Regions from separate parts of the Homo sapiens genome. Here region 1 is linked to region 2. Evidence: chromatin loops called from intact Hi-C (ENCODE). Cell type or tissue: Calu3. All regions are shown on one strand. Each heading gives the region's core, and the rest is flanking DNA. Links, peaks and the distances in the headings are about the cores only.

Region 1 (2,918 bases), core at 98-2,597, 49 kb after region 2:
ATTCTGTTGACGGATGGACCACTTGAATTGGCTGCCTGTGATGGACCCAGAAGACCCACTCACATATGGAAATGATGTTCTTTTTGCACCAGAGCCTCCTTGTTCCTGAATACAGTCATGTGTCACTGTATTTGCGACATGTGGAAGAAACAAAGGTGCTACCCTCCAAAGGCATGGCTGAGCTTAGGAAACGGAAGGGTGGGGCAGGTGGAAGCTGTTTGAACCTTCTCCCAAACCCATTTACTTAACAATGGTGATTTCGTCATTGTGTGAACATCACAGGGTGTACTTACACAAGCTTAGATGGCATAGCACTGTCACTTGGTGATAGGAATTATTCAGCTCCTTTATAATCTGAGGGAGCCACTGTGGTGTATGTAATCTGTCATTGACCAAAATGTTCTGACCATAGATCCTCACAACCCAGGCGTCCTCTGGAGAGATGTCCCATCTCTGAGGGATTGTGAAAGGAAACCGGAGAAAGGCAGTCAAGAGACCAAGAATGATAGTCTGTGAAGACGTTTTTCAGGGTGAAGGGGAAGTAAAGACTTGGCTGCAGAGGGGAACCCGGGGCCTTCGCAGCCAGGAGGCTGAGGCCTCAGCAAGGCAGAGAGTGCCCACTGGCCTTGTGTCGCCACCAGCTGGGTTCGTGCATCCACCAGCAGGAGCTTCTCCTGGAAGGGGGGTGGGGAACATCTTCCACGGAGTTGGGCCAAGGGCACTTTCTCTCTGCCACAGGCTGGAGAGTCATCTCCTGCTCTCTCAACTGTAAAAACATGCTGATGTGGCCAAGGGAAACAAAATGCCCCTCCCTGCCTGGGAGTTCAATCCATGTCCCTTTAACAGCTGGCTGAGATGGAGAACAGCATCTCCTTCCAAATCAATGACTGTTTTTTTTGGATCCCCCTTCAGCACCCCAATCCCAGGACTTGGGGCTTCCCGGTGAAAGCTGCTGATTTCTGTGACCTCTTGGATGGATGCCTTGCGTCCCAAGGGCAAAGATCACGCTCAGATCCCTGTCTGGGGCCTCACTTCTTGGCCGCCTGTCTGCCGCTCATGCTGCTGCCGCCTCCCCAGGGCTTTTTGGAGGATAATCTAGAAAGAGGCAGCCTGGTATGCATACGGAACGGAAAAAGTAATGATTCTGGAACTGGCTGGATCTAATTTAAAATCCTGGCTCTGCAACATGCTGGCTGGGTGACTGTGGGCAGAGCCTGGCTCCCATGTGTCAGGCACCCTGTAACTTCTCCAAGAGCCCTGCAGATTCAGAACATCAACCCCACTTCCCTGGGTTGGGGGAGGCAGAAGAGCTGCCCGGGCTACGCAGGCCAAGGCAAGACCAAGCTGGATTTGAGCCCATGCTGTTCTGACCACAAAGCCACCCTCTGTTGTCCACGTGACACTCCAGTGCCACAGGCTGGGAGTGCCCCAGGAGCACTGGAGTTCCTGTAGGTCCCATAGCTCTTCCTATGGGTGGAGGTGAGGGGTGCACAGGAAACTCTTCCTGCCTGGAGAAGGTGCATGCACACGTGCGTAAGGTATGCATTCTACTCATGGGTGGCACATTTATTTAACTATTCCTTTACAGTCAGACATGGCGATCACTTCCAGTTTACTGTTCATCAGTAAAGCTGTGTAAAATATTCAAAATCCCAAGTCTTTTCTCCATTCCTACTTCCTTATGAGACATACCTGAAAGCCGAGTCACTGTGTCTCTGTATGAAAAATGCAGGCCTTAAATAAAATACCTGTTGTTAAATTGCCATCAATAAGGGCTCTGGTGGGACTTGTACTCCCCCTGCTCAGAGACTTTTTCCCTGTAGCTGGAGGCTGTTTGTGAGTTAAGGTCAAGGCTATGTTGTTTTGATCTTTGGTTAAGACTAACAAAATACCCAGTGTGTGTATGTGCGTGTGTATGGGGGGGAGGGGAGGGCTGCAAAATCAATTTCTACCACAAAAGGGCACCCTCAGTGCCCTCTCCACTGTTTTCCCAATCTATTGTTTAAATCCCACGGTGCATAGGCAAATGCACAGAGAATGTAAGGAAATGAAAAAAAAAAACAAAAAAACAAAACAAAAAAAACAACCAGAGAGGAAAAAGAAAAAAGAAGAATCTTGCCTGGGATAGTGAGTATATAAGAGGTTTTCTTTTTCTAGTCAAAATGTTTTTACAGTAAAAATGGGAGGGGAGGGAAAGGATATCCTCAGCCAGACTATGAACCCAACCCTCTTAGATGTTAGACACTTGGGAACAGACAGGACCTGTCAATTAATTTTTAAGGTAAAAAATGTGGAGATCCTTTTGTTCCGCCTGGAAACTGAAGTCCAAGCGTGGTCTGTCTGCCCTCTGGCAAGGCAGGCTGCTGACTTTTCTCTCCAGCTGTGCACCTGTGTGCAGGTGCCTCTCAGGTGTCATGCATCGAAGTGAAGTTGCTCTGACCCAGCCTCTGAAGAGGACAGAGGGGCTCTGATGCTGCTCCAGTGAGCACTCTGTCGGCTGAAGTGCGGGTGCTCAGGCTCTGGCTGACCAGGGCAAGCGTGGGGTGAGAAAGAGCAGCCGCATCTGGATGTGCAGGCCAGTGATGCCCAGCAAGGCTGCATTCCTCAAACCCCAGGGACAGGGAGCCATGGACTTCACCTGGTGACCTTCAGATTCTGCCCTGAGCTTAACACGGTACAGGGGGAGGGCAGATACCATCTTCATTTTACTTCTGGCCTCCTCAGTCACTGGGAATGGTGATGCCAGGACTTGACTGTAATTGGAGATAGGCCCTTTGAAGAGGTACTTAAGTTAAAATGAAGCTGGTAGGGTGGACCCTGATCCAAACTGATGGGCGCTCTTAGAAAAAGAGGAAATTTGGACAAAGAAGAAACACGAGGAGGTCTTGTTCATAGAGGGACAACCACGTGAAAAGACA
Region 2 (2,918 bases), core at 268-2,767:
ATGGTTAGTTTTACATGTGAATTTGTGTGGGTCGCAGGACACTCTTGGATGTGTCTGTGGGGTGTTTCAGAATGAGGTTAGTATTTGAATCAGTGACTCTGTCAGGGAGACCTCTCTCCCCAGTGTGGGTGGTGCCATTCAATCCACTGAGGGCCTGAACAGAACACAAGACAGAGGAAGGAGGAACTTGCCTCTTTTCTACCTCACTGCTTTAGCTGGGGCATCTCAACTCATTTTCTCCACCCTCGGCCTGGGATGTATATCATTAGCTCTCTGGGTTCTCAGGCCTTGGGACTCGGTCTGAATTACACCACTGGGTCTCCAGCTTGTTGATGGCAGATCATGGAGTTTCTCAGGTTCCATAATGTGTGAGCCAATACCTCAGAATAAATCACACACACACGCACACACACACACACACACACACACACGTACATGTATTCACTGTTTCTTTGTGTAGCCTCAGATTTGCAGTGGAACATAATGATAGACTTGGTGTCTTAGCCACAATCCATTTGGAGTGAAAACCTAAGGCAGGCAGAAATCAAATGGATGCAGCACAGGCGAGCGCCCAAGTTGGGGCTTAGCCCAGGAGGGTTCTTGGTGTCACTCAGGAAAGAATTCATGTGTGAGCTGGAGGTGTCAGACAGCAACTTTTATTGAAGCGGCAGTGTACAGCAGCAGCAGAGGAACTGCTCCTTGCAGAGCAGGGCTACCCATAGGCAGTGTGCCCGCAGAAGCAGCTCAGGGGAAGTTCAGCAGTTATAGTTATACCCACTTTTAATTACATGCAAATTAAGGGGAGGATTATGCAGAAATGTTTAGAAAAAGGGTGGTAACTTCTGGGTCATTGCCCTGGAAAGGGTTGATAACTTCCAGGTGTTGCCATGGCAGTGGTAAACTGACATGGCAGTGGTGGGCATGTCTTATGGAGAGGTACTTTAGCCTCTTACCTGTCTCAGCCAGTCTTTAATCTGGTCTGGAGTCCAAGCCCTGCCTTCAGAGTCGAGTCCCACTGCCTACCTCAAAACTGGACAAGGAAGTTTCAAAAATCTGAGGAGAAACAACCCCTGTCAGGCATATTTCATGAATGCCATCAACAGGACCACATTGGATACTACAGCTAAAGTCTTATGGCTAAAGTCCTCAGAGCTTCATGTGCTTCCAGAAGGGCCATTCCATAGAATTCCTTCGTTCCTCAGGCTGACGGTCTAGAGCTGGTATTGGAGAGAGCTGGGCAGGCTGGTGCCCTCTGGGCCCAGGGCTGTGATTTCTGCAGTGCCTTGGCCTCTGCCTGTGTGAGCCTCTGTTCTCCTCTGTGGAATGCAGGTCACAGAGCCTGCCCTGCAAGACTGTTAAGAGTCAGCAAGGGGCTCCACACTCCATGGTTTTCTTACTTCCTTTTCCTTCCTAGATAGGGCTGGTATCCACCTCCCTGATTTTAAGAGGTTTCCTTGTCCTCTCTCCTCTGCTCTCTTTTCCTTTCATTTTAAAGTACCTTTATAACTTTTCAGCAAAAGTTTTCTTATCACCGCTTAATGTTGTCCTTTTGGGCTTAGGGATATCTTAACAGAATTTCCTGGATCAGCTGTTTCTTTTAAGACATAAAAATCGCAAATTAATTACATTTATTTGGTGCCTACTGTGTGCCTTTGCCTGTAATATGTATACCAGTGAGAAATAGAAAAGAATTAGAAGCTGATGCTGATACGGTTTGGCTCTCTGTCCCCACCCAAATCTTATATTGCAGCTCCCATAATTCCCACGTGTTGTGGGAGGGACCCGGTGGTAGATGATTGAATCATGGGGGCGGGTCTTTCCCATGCTATTCTTCTGATAGTGAATGGGTCTCACGAGATCTGATGGTTTTAAAAACGGGAGTTTCCCTGCACAGTCTCTCCATTTGTCTGCTGCCATTCATGTAAAACGTGACATGCTCCTCCTTGCCTTCTGCCATGATCGTGAGGCTTCCCCTGCCATGTGGAACTGTAAGTCCAATTGAATCTCTTTCTTTTATAAATTGCCCAGTCTTGGGTATATCTTTATCAGCAGTGTGAAAATGGACCAATACAGATGCTTTTCAAAAAAAGGGTTTACTTCTTTATTTTCTTTACCATAGTGAGTGCCTGAAATTAATAACATTTTAATAAACCTTTGTTTCAGTAGAATCTTGTCTATACCTAATACTGTTGCCATTATAACCACCACCACCACCATCACCACCACCATCAGCTCCACCATCATCACCACTGGTACTGCTAATGCTGCTGTCACCATCATTGCTGCCACTAATATCACCAGTACTGCCAGCACTACCACTAACACCACCGTCACCACCACCATGACTACTAATATCACCATTACTGCCGTCACTACCAATGACACAACCATCAACACTACCATGAATACTAACAACACCATCATGGCCACTGTTACCAGTAACACCACCATCACCATCACCACCATCATTGCAGTTATACCACCATCAATGGTCATCACCACTACTATTACCATCATCACCACCATCACCTGTATCAACATTACCATCACCACCACCAATCCCATCAGCATAACATTACTACTACTACCGCCCCCCCAAGATCCCTGCCATCACTGTCACTACCACCGCTACCACTAACACCACTGTCACCTTTACCTCAGTCCCAACATCACCATCACCATCATCATCTCTACTACAATCACTCACCACCACTACAATGATCATCACCACCTCTGTTGCCATCACAACCACTACCATCACCTCCATCATAATCCCCATCACCACCACCAGCAGCATCCTCACCACCCTCATCCCACATGTGGACCACACTCAGAGCAGAGGTTTTCAGATTACACTTGTAAAACCTTCTTCAGTCTGAGACAAGCCCCATGATTTGTTTCTCATATTGCAGTTTCTC

What was found. A loop is a pair of places that touch in the nucleus more often than their neighbours do. Peaks named below come from ENCODE experiments on the same cell type or tissue, not always from the same donor. Only the 100,000 strongest peaks of a DNase experiment are listed, where the experiment ranks them.
Region 1: a loop joins it to region 2, with 2.7 times the contacts of the local background. A loop is called at or near these places in 15 of 110 quality-filtered maps.

What each region holds. Positions count from the first base shown.
Region 1 is chr2:111,616,488-111,619,405 of GRCh38, reverse strand. It overlaps LOC107985933 (a long non-coding RNA gene), which reads left to right. Exons shown (of 3, transcript XR_001739641.2): 1 at 1-1,538. Among named protein-coding and RNA genes, the nearest start is that of MIR4435-2HG, 120 kb to the right of the region's middle. RefSeq lists enhancers at 1,127-1,799, 2,523-2,918. In Calu3, for the core only: no CTCF peak of the experiment used is centred there; a DNase peak (open chromatin) is centred at 1,425.
Region 2 is chr2:111,666,157-111,669,074 of GRCh38, reverse strand. No RefSeq gene overlaps it. Among named protein-coding and RNA genes, the nearest start is that of MIR4771-2, 100 kb to the left of the region's middle. In Calu3, for the core only: no CTCF peak of the experiment used is centred there; a DNase peak (open chromatin) is centred at 1,334.